2 separate regions of the Homo sapiens genome follow, and region 1 is linked to region 2. Evidence: read pairs that join two places in POLR2A ChIA-PET (ENCODE). Cell type or tissue: A673. All regions are shown on one strand. Region 1 overlaps CDC42BPB (CDC42 binding protein kinase beta). Region 2 overlaps CDC42BPB (CDC42 binding protein kinase beta).

Region 1 (5,000 bases), 76 kb after region 2:
CTCTGCTGGCTTTTGTAAGGATTGTGTGTTGTGGGCCCCTGTCCCAAATGGGCCTCTTTGCAAAGTTGTGTCGCCTGAGATGGTCCACCTCGATTTTAAAAGGAAACTGGGGCCAAGAGGAGAGGGGTTAGGAAGAAAGAGAGGTGAAATGAGACAATGGAAGCTCCCACTGTGCCACAGAATCTGATTCCTGGCGTCCTCTGGCAGCTGGAACCACAGTTGAAAATGTCTTGGGAGGGAGATATCCCCATGCTTCTTTTTTTTTTTTTTTTTTTTTTGGAGACGGAGTCTCGCTCTGTCGCCCAGGCTGGAGTGCAGAGGCACGATCTCAGCTTACTGCAACTTCTGCCTCCCGGGTTCAAGCGATTCCCCTGCCGCAGCCTCCTGAGTAGCTGGGACTACAGGCGCCCGCCACCACGCCCGACTAATTTTTTTTATTTTAGTAGAGAGAGGGTTTCACCATATTGGCCAGATGGTCTCGATCTCCTGACCTCGTGATCTCCCCGCCTCGGCCTCCCAAAGTGTCAGGATTACAGGCGTGAGCCACCGCGCCCGGCTGATATCCCCATACTTCTGCTCGAGCTTGGAAGAAATCTCTTTTGGTGTGAGAGGCCAGGGTTAAACAGCCCATAAGCCAAAGTGGCAGCTGCTGTCTTCCAGCCCACAGGAGGCTTTCTGGGTGGGCATATTGATTTACCAGCCCCCAGTGCAGAGGTTCTTGATCTTTCTAATACATGCCAGCTCACCAAATGCTTGTCACACTTGCAGGTCCCAAGCCCATGGCTGTAGTTTGGCCAGATAGGCCTAGAGCTCTCCTCTTGACAGATCCCGCAGGGCTGGAGCAGCCCAGCACCCTCAGACCACCTGTGGAGAAACACTGACCAGGTCTTCTCTAAAGGGGGCTGGGTGCCTTTATGGAACTCTGCGTAGGAGCTCAAAATTTCCCTGACTTCATTGTCACATAAAGAGCTAAGCAGAACTAAGTAACTCCTAAAGCAGCCCAAGAATTAAGCTATTAAATGAGAGCCATCCTGGGCTTCAGCCTGTGCCTCGGCTGTGTGCGTCATCGAGTGGTCTGGTCCTTGGTAAGGGGCTTAGTGTGCTGGTCAGTGCTAGAATTGGTGGCTTAGCCTGCAGGGGAAGAAGAGTTGAAAGAGCTGTCCTGGATTGCTTGGCCAGTTGGTGGCCAAACCAGGAAGCTTTCAGTGGTCCATGCGTACCGCTGACCTGCAGACGAGCTGGGGCTGCCCCCTAAGCCTTGCTTTACGCAGGATCCATGCCTTCTGGTTTTGCATTTATAGTTAAGTGTGGGGGATGATTTAGAAATGCCATTTCCCCTCCTTTGCAGAGGCGCTTTCTTTGACCAGCGATGGGGAGGGCCCTTGTCAGTGTCTCCTTGACCATCTGGTCACTTGTCTAACTTTGGTTCCATAAACCATAAAGTCTTATCTCAGGTGTTTTTGTTTGCTGATTTAAAAAGACTATCTTTCACCTCAGGAAGATTGAAAATGCTAATGAAATCGCTAAATTTTCAGTAGATCAAAAAAACCTGTTGCTTGGTTTCCCAGCTGTTTTTCTGATCGAGGCTCTCTGAAGAGCATAATGCAGTCCAACACATTAACCAAAGATGAGGATGTGCAGCGGGACCTGGAGCACAGCCTGCAGATGGAAGCTTACGAGAGGAGGATTCGGAGGCTGGAACAGGAGAAGCTGGAGCTGAGCAGGAAGCTGCAAGGTGAGGGCAGCGCCGGCTCCGGGGCCAGGCGGGGGCGCTGCGGCCAGGCTGCACCTCACGCTGTCTCTCCATCCCTCAGAGTCCACCCAGACCGTGCAGTCCCTCCACGGCTCATCTCGGGCCCTCAGCAATTCAAACCGAGATAAAGAAATCAAAAAGCTAAATGAAGAAATCGAACGCTTGAAGAATAAAATAGCAGGTATGTGTTTAAAAGTGTGACTTCTTAGTCTCTATTTTTGGTCATTACTGTCTTAAAAGGGAATTTCAGAGTCCTTTTCATAAAGTGGGAAAGCAGAAAAAAAGCTTAGGCTTTAGCAAGCTTATTTAGAGTTCTCAAATTTTGGTCAGTTGTTTTTTTTTAGACGGAGTTTCACTTTTGTCACCCAGGCTGGAGTGCAGTGGTGCGATCTCAGCTCACTGAAACCTCCACCTCCTGGGTTCAAGCGATTCTCTTGCCTCAGCCTCCCAAGTAGCTGGGATTACAGGCATGTGCCACCACACCCGGCTAATTTTGTATTTTTAGTAGAGACAGGGTTTCACCATGTTGGCCAGGCTGGTCTCGAACTCCTGACCTCAGGTGATCTGCCTGCCTTGGCTTCCCAAAGTGCTGGAATTACAAGCATGAGCCACTGCGCCCAGCCCCAATTGGCTTAGTTCTAATGATATTATTTTATAGTCACCAGCTAGAATCAGTTCCTGATATTTTATCTGTACGTTCTCTGGCTATTTTCTGCTTCTCTGTTACAGTTTTCCTTTTTGTGGCTTTCAGACAGTTCCTAGAGCTGCTTTCCTCCTAAAGCTTAATCAGTGACTCTGCCTGCTCCTTGGTGTTGTAGGTGCTAGACCTGCTGTCACCACTTTCTTTTGGCGGTTCCTAGGTTATCAAAGTTCCCTAAAAGCTCCAATCAGTTTTTGTTTTTTTGTTTTTTTGTTTTTTGAGACGGAGTCTCACTCTGTCACCCAGGCTGGAGTGCAGTGGCATGATCTCGGCTCACTGCAAGCTCCGCCTCCTGGGTTCACGCCATTCTCCTGTCTCAGCCTCCCAAGTAGCCCCCCACCACGCCTGGCTAATTTTTTGTATTTTTACAAAATAGAGACAGGATTTCACTGTGTTAGCCAGGATGGTCTCGATCTCCTGACCTCGTGATCCGCCTGCCTTGGCCTCCCGAAGTGCTGGGATTACAGGCGTGAGCCGCTGCGCCTGGCCTGGCTCCAATCACTTTTAAGCCTTAACCTCACACAGGTTGGCTCTGCAGTTGACCTTCACCTCCAAAGCACACTTTGAATCTCACCTTCTCTGCATTTCCTATCAGGAACCCCACTGTCCTGATCCAAAAACAGACTTCTTTGATTGAGTCACTTACTAACTAAAACTTTTCTTGCACGCTGAGAAAGGACAAGGGCCAGGCACTGTGCTGGGTGACACAGGTTAGAGGGACTGAGCAGACGAGTGTGTGCGCCACCCAAGGGCTCCCAGTGCTCAGGGGAGATCGCTGTCAGATCAGAGTAAAGTCTAGGGAGCCTGTTCAGCACAGGCATGCAGGTAGCTGTGCCTATGACACTGTGTGTGTGTGTGTGTGTGTGTGTGTGTGTGTGTGTGTAAGTAAAAAAACCTCTGAATGAAAAAGTGTTGTGAATTATTAAATAATTTCCTGTCAGTAAGTCAGCTAACATAAAGTTTACATATAGTCATTGCACATAAAGGAACAGAGTTTATTTCCTCTTTTGTCCAGATTCAAACAGGCTCGAGCGACAGCTTGAGGACACAGTGGCGCTTCGCCAAGAGCGTGAGGACTCCACGCAGCGGCTGCGGGGGCTGGAGAAGCAGCACCGCGTGGTCCGGCAGGAGAAGGAGGAGCTGCACAAGGTAGGTGGCTCAGTTTGGGGTGAGAAAGGCTTACGGGACTTTGCAGAATTCTGTAAGGTCACGTTCATGCCGATGATGGAAGACCTCTTGGGACTCCTGCCCATGGGCTGTCCCTGCTGCATGCAGGACGCCAGGGCCAAGCCTGGCCCCGGGGCCCCTGCCACGCCTGCCTGCTGCACAGCCCCCGCGTCGGCTGGCAGAGCTTGGCTCCCAGTGGCAGGTGCCTTCCACCCCCTTGCCCCCAGCGGTTATCCACCTCGCAATCAGCCTCTCCAGTCTCCACTTCAGACCCACAGAGAAAGCAGCACCCCACTGCATTCTAAAGCGAGGAAAGATGTCGATAGGGCATGGTGGCCGTGCACAGGGCATGGTGGCCGTCCACAGGGCATGGTGGCTGTGCATAGGGCATGGTGGCTGTGGCAACACACGCTGCGTCCCGAGCCAGGCCCTCCCCTTCTCTCCACCAGGCCTCTGCTCTTAGAAGGGGACCCTTAGTAATGACAGGGAACTGCAGCAGAGACCCTGTGTTAAAATCTGGGTGATTTCCCCCCATAATTCGTTTATAAATTTCATTTTTAGTAATATATGGGAAACTTTTATGCTCAGGTGTCAGCATGTTACTAACACAATTATATGCGTGTTTTCTAAAATACATTCATTGATACATGTTATTCTTGAACCTGTAGTTTGTGATCTGTTCTCTAAAATGTGCCAGGTATCAAACCCAGATTGTTTCTTAAGATAATCTGTGGGTCATCCACGTGAGTGATTTGTCTAGAAGTGCAGTGTGGGGCACATGGCATCTCATTGCTTGACAGGGTCATAGTACCTCCCAGCGGGCCCAGAGAGGCCTGGGGAGGCCTCCCCTTCACGTGTGGGAGCTGCCCTGCCAGCTTGCTCAGGGTCTTGTCACTTCCATCTCAGACCAGCAGGTGTGACAGTGACTGAACTGCCAGATAGTTGACCAGATTGGCTGCAGGGAGGTCAGGGTCATCAGCGTGGTGAGTGCAGAGTGACAGCCAGTATCCGCACATCAGTCTGCATTGAAGGGCAGGCTGTCCAGCGATTGTTTTTATACAGTTCTTCACTGTGACTTCACCTTCAGCACTTTGTGTCATATGTGTTCTTTTTGATTTTGCTTATGTTTAAGTAACTAGATTGAGTGCCCAAATGCTTCATTCAGCTTTGCGGCTGTGCAGGTGACACTGGGCAGAGGCTGACATTACGGAGCGTCCTCCTGTAAGCACGCTGCCCCCATGTGGTTGTGGGGCTTTTTTTTTTTTTTTTTTTTTTTTTTTTTTTTTTTTTTTTTTTTTTTTTTTTTTTTGAGGCAGAGTCTTGCTCTGTCGCCCAGCCTGGAGTGCAGTGGCACAATCTCGGCTCACTGCAACCTCTGCC
Region 2 (5,000 bases):
CCACAGTGGTCGCATGGGACAAGAGTCATTTCAACTTTTTTTTTTTTTTTTGAGACGGAGTCTCACTCTGTCGCCCAGGCTGGAGTGCAGTGGCGGGATCTCGGCTCACTGCAAGCTCTGCCTCCCGGGTTCACGTTGTTCTCCTGCCTCAGCCTCCTGAGTAGCTGGGACTACAGGCGCCCGCCATCACGCCTGGCTAATTTTTTTGTATTTTTAGTAGAGACGGGGTTTCACCGTGTTAGCCAGGATGGTCTCGATCTCCAGACCTCGTGATCTGCCCCCCTTGGCCTCCCAAAGTTCTTGGATTACAGGTGTGAGCCACCGTGCCTGGCCGAGTCATTTCAACTTTCATTGTAGGTTTTTGTCTTTAATTTTCCTATAGCTTGATTGGTTTCCTCTATGAAATCTTGAACCTTAATGCCCAGCTTTGCGTGTGTATTCTTTTCTTTTCTTTTCTTTTTTTTTTGAGACGGAGTCTCACTCTGTTGCCCAGGCTGAAGTGCAGTGGTGCGATCTTGGCTCACTGCAACCTCCGCCTCCCGGGTTCAAGCAATTCTCTGCCTCAGTCTCCCGAGTAGCTGGGATTATAGGTGCCTGCCACCACGCCTGGCTAATTTTTGTATTTTTAGTAAAGACGGGGTTTCACCATCTTGGCCAGGCTGGTCTTAAAGTCCTGACCTCGTGATCCACCCTCCTCGGCCTCTCAAAGTGCTGGGATTACAGGCGTGAGCCACCACGCCTGGCCTTGCATGTATATTTCTTTAAGCTATTTTGAAAATATCTTGATACCATTTGAAGCAGAACATATGAAACACTTTACAGTTTCCAAAAGTAAATAGCAACAAATACGGACAACCCAGTGAGATGAATTTGTTGTCTTTCATCTTTGTCATATACAAATACTGTCTTATGTGTTAAATATTTTTCCCACAGCTTATTTGTAACAGCTAATGTTGCGTTTGGATGGAGCTGATGTTTGAAATCCTAGCCTATGGGCATTGGACAGGCCACAGTGGTCCTCTGCCCTGGCTGCTGTGTGGCCGTCAGACCAGGAGGGAGGCCTCAGGCTTGATGCTGGTGTCACAGAGGCGGACCGTGGGTTTCCAGTCCCCAGTCCGGGCATCTTCTCTCGAGATGTGCTTCCTCTTCATGAATAGAATTAATCCTCCTAGTCTTCTGGGTGGTTCCTCATTTGTGGCTTTTCTCACCATGAGTGTGATAGTATCTTCTCACGGTCCTCCTCCATGGATGTGAATGCCCATAGCTGTTAGTGTGGGAATGGCCAGCCCAAGGTGTGAGTGGGATGATGCCACCGAATTTAATAAGTAAGGCTTAACTGACACGGTGCTAAACATCTCATAATAAAAAGTGCTGGGATTACAGGCGTGAGCCACTGTGCCCGGCTCAAATACATTTTTATCTTAATGATTTCTCTGGATAGAATATTTGCATAACATGGGAACACTTTTTAAAAATAACAGACTTAAGAAATAGATCTTTTGAGTAAGATCTGAATTATAGGGAAATGTTAGGATTGCATGATAAAAATTAGTTTAACCTAATTTAGATCATGTAGATTCTATGGTAGCTGTTTGATACTGACTATAATAGCATGAGATAGGACAGCTGAAACCATTAAACATTAACAACCCAGCCCTACCTTTTCTGTCTTAAAACTTCAGGCCGGGTGTGGTGGCTCACACCTGTAATCCCAGCACTTTGGGAGGCCAAGGTGAGTGGATCAGGAGTTTGAGACCAGCCTGGCCAACAAGGTGAAAACCCGTCTGTACTAAAAATACAAAAATTAGCCGGGTGTGGTGGCACGCATAGTCCCACCTACTTGGGAGGCTGAGGCAGGAGGATCTCATGAACCCAGGAGGCAGAGGTTGCGGTGAGCTGAGATTGCGCCACTGCACACCAGCCTGGGCAACAGAGCAAGACCCTGTCTCCAAAAAAAAAACAAAAAACCTCTTCCTTCCATGACAGTTGGGCTTCACAGTGAGCAGCAGTGTCTCTCTTAAATCTAGACTTCAAAGAAATAAAATTGGATTTGAAGAAATAGTTCTCACTTCAGGATACCACTGTGTGAGCTACCTGAAAAAGTTTAAAATGTGCAGTGAATTGCCCTTCAGGCAAAATACTCAAATGCATGTAAATTACAGAACTCACAACACTGCAGGGTTGACAGAGAGCTCCTCTGCTTGCCTCCGCCCTGCCTCTTGTCGCAAGCCAGGTGCCCTTAGATGTCTCCTGGTTGCGCTGACATTAGTGATACTGGATAAACAGGCAGGCACACAGGACTGTTAATTCCAAACTATATTAAATACAGTGAAACTGTCAAATGCTTTTCTCTGAAAAGAGACAAAGCTTTTTTTTTTTTTTTTTTAGCTGGAAGAGACTAAAAACAATGTTACCATGTAATCTCATCCCAAAACCCATAACATAATACCTATTAGTCCTTGACCACGTTTGTTTTTTTCTTAGATTCTTAGTGTTATGGGATGACGGTATGTTATGGTTACCTTAAATTTGTGTGAGAAGCTCACAGAAAGCCTCTCTTGCTAATGAGAATGGATGAGAGGAAACACCCTCTCCTTAAATCTAAAATCAGAAGTGTTTTGGCAATGTGAACTGCGTGTAGTAATCTCCCGCCCCCCCGCCCCAAATACACTAGCCACTAACTGGGAGATAAAGGTCAAGTTTCAGTTTGATTTTAAACAATCTGTGTTGGGGGTTAGGTTTTTGGTTAGTTTTATTGATTGGTAGGTAACAGTGGCAACAAAATTGTTTTTTGATTAAAACTGCAAAAAATCGATGTGTAATAGAGAACTTCTTTGGATTTTTGTTTTTCTTAGGAATTAGAAATTCAAACATAAATTTGAATGGAATGATATAATTTCATTCAAATTCGGTCCTTGGATTGGAGAGTCTTTGGAGAACATTTGGGACCTATTGTAAGGTGATTCCCAGTGTTAATTTAGGTGATGATTTCCCTGACCTCCAAAATTGCAGAGTCATAGGTTGGAAAACTGTTAAGAATTTTTTTTTTTCCCCCCAAGACAGGGTCTTGCTCTGTTACCCAGGCTGGAGTGTAGTGGCTCTGTCATGTCTCACTGCAGCCTTGACTTCCCAGGCTCAGGCAGTCCTCCAGCCTCAGCCTCCTGAATAGCTGGGACAATAGGCATACACCGCTACACCTGGCTAATTTTTTATTTTTTGTGGAAACGAGGTCTTGCTGTGTTGCCCAGGGTGGAATTGAACTCAGGCTCAAGTAATCCTCCTACCTTGGCCTCCCAAATGTTGGGATTATAAGTGTGAGCCACTGCGCTCCGCTATGTTAGGAATTTGGGGAGGTCATGTTAACCTGCCCTCCAGCCCACTCCCCACTCAGGTTGGGTAAACCAGGTTCTGAGCATTTTCCCTAACCGTTTCTGGGCAAACAGCCCTCTAACCAGCATTTCTGTCCTTCACAGGACTGCGGTCAGCCTCAGGCCTCCTTGCAGGTGCCTGCTTTGAAATATCTTTATTTTATTTTAGCCTTTTCTTTCTATTCTCATTGTCAGGGACCTAGGTAAAGCTCTCAGGTCCTCAGGCCTAAATGAATGCCTTTCCCACTTGAAGTTTTAAATACCTCTGCCAGATCAGTCTCAAACTCTCTTCATCACTCTGCCTTTCCAAAACTACAATGCCTTCATATTCTGTTGCCTTTAAAATAAAAAGTCTGATATCCACAATTCAGTATTAGAATTTGAAATTGACCCCAAAAGACGCATCTAATCTTAGCTTTAGAAGTTAAGGTTATGGCCGGGTGTGTTGGCTCATGCCTGTAATCCCAGCACTTTGGGAGGCCGAGACGGGTGGATCACAAGGTCAGTAGTTCAAGACCAGCCTGGCCAACATGGTGAAACCCCGTCTCTACTAAAAATACAAAAATTAGCCGGGCTGGTGGCGCACGCCTGTAATCCCAGCTACTCAGGAGGCTGAGGCAGGAGAATCACTTAAACCCGGGAGGCGGAGGTTGCAGTGAGCCGAGATTGTGCCATTGCTCTCCAGCGTGGGCAACAAGAGCAAAATTTTGTCTCAAATAAATAAAAAAAGTTAAGGTTAACAGCACTTCCCACCATGCCCCATGGGGTGATTTTCTTTTAACATCATTTAACTTTTATCAATGTAATGCATTTACTTAGTTTTGGAAACTAAGCGGTACTACTGGGTTGTAGTGCAAGACAGCAGTCCCTCTACCAGTCGCTTGCTCCGCGCTCCAACTTCCCACAGACTACCACTTTTAACTGCTCTGTTTCTACTTATCATTTTAGTTAGGATCACATTTAGCTGCCAGTAATGGAGAACAAAGTGACAGTGACTTAAATAAAATCAGGTTGATTTCTCTCACGTGAAGTTGACGTGTCAGCAGTCAGTGCTAGTTGGACAGCCTTGCTCCAAGAGGCCTCCGGGGCTGTGGCCTTTTCCCACCCTCAGGCCACCATCTGAGACGGTGGCCATCCCACCCTCCTTCAGCCAAGCAGGCCGGGGGTGGGATGTTACTATAGAAGATCCTTGGATATTGGTGGGTGCTTAGCAATGCCTGCCTTAAATTTCATATTTCTGTGTAGCATGCTGGTACTGCTAATTTCTGATTTTACCATTTTAGACATTGCTGACTTCTGCTGTAGAAGAGGCCTTAGAACTGTTCTACATTGTCCCTCCACTGCCTGAAACACATTCACCCCTTGCTCTTTTTCTGTGTTCCAAATATGTTTATATAATTTTGTTTAAATTGGTAATTCAGTGTCTGCATTCTTATTGTTAGGTAACTGTCTTCACAGCTAAGCCATGTAAGATACAGTTTACTAAGGGAAATAGTTTTGTGTTATTGGAGTGAATTTTCTTTATTTTCTTTTCTTATAATAATCCCATGGAGTAAATTTTTTTTTTTTTGGAGATGGAGGCTCATTCTGTTGCCCAGGCTGGAGTGCAGTGGCATGATCTTGGCTCACTGC

Evidence for each region. ChIA-PET counts read pairs that join two places held together with the same protein. Peaks named below come from ENCODE experiments on the same cell type or tissue, not always from the same donor. Only the 100,000 strongest peaks of a DNase experiment are listed, where the experiment ranks them.
Region 1: POLR2A ChIA-PET joins it to region 2 with 5 read pairs; 8 of 35 experiments call an interaction of 5 or more read pairs at or near these places.

The regions. Positions count from the first base shown.
Region 1 is chr14:102,972,618-102,977,617 of GRCh38, reverse strand. It overlaps CDC42BPB (CDC42 binding protein kinase beta), which reads left to right. Exons shown (of 37, transcript NM_006035.4): 10 at 1,569-1,735; 11 at 1,815-1,934; 12 at 3,469-3,602. Among named protein-coding and RNA genes, the nearest start is that of AMN, 52 kb to the right of the region's middle. In A673, a CTCF peak has its summit at 4,832 (motif pointing left); a DNase peak (open chromatin) is centred at 4,837; H3K27ac peaks cover 268 bases.
Region 2 is chr14:103,048,813-103,053,812 of GRCh38, reverse strand. The region is part of intron 1 of CDC42BPB (CDC42 binding protein kinase beta); the gene reads left to right. Among named protein-coding and RNA genes, the nearest start is that of CDC42BPB, 6.2 kb to the left of the region's middle. In A673, no CTCF peak of the experiment used is centred here; no DNase peak of the experiment used is centred here; H3K27ac peaks cover 476 bases.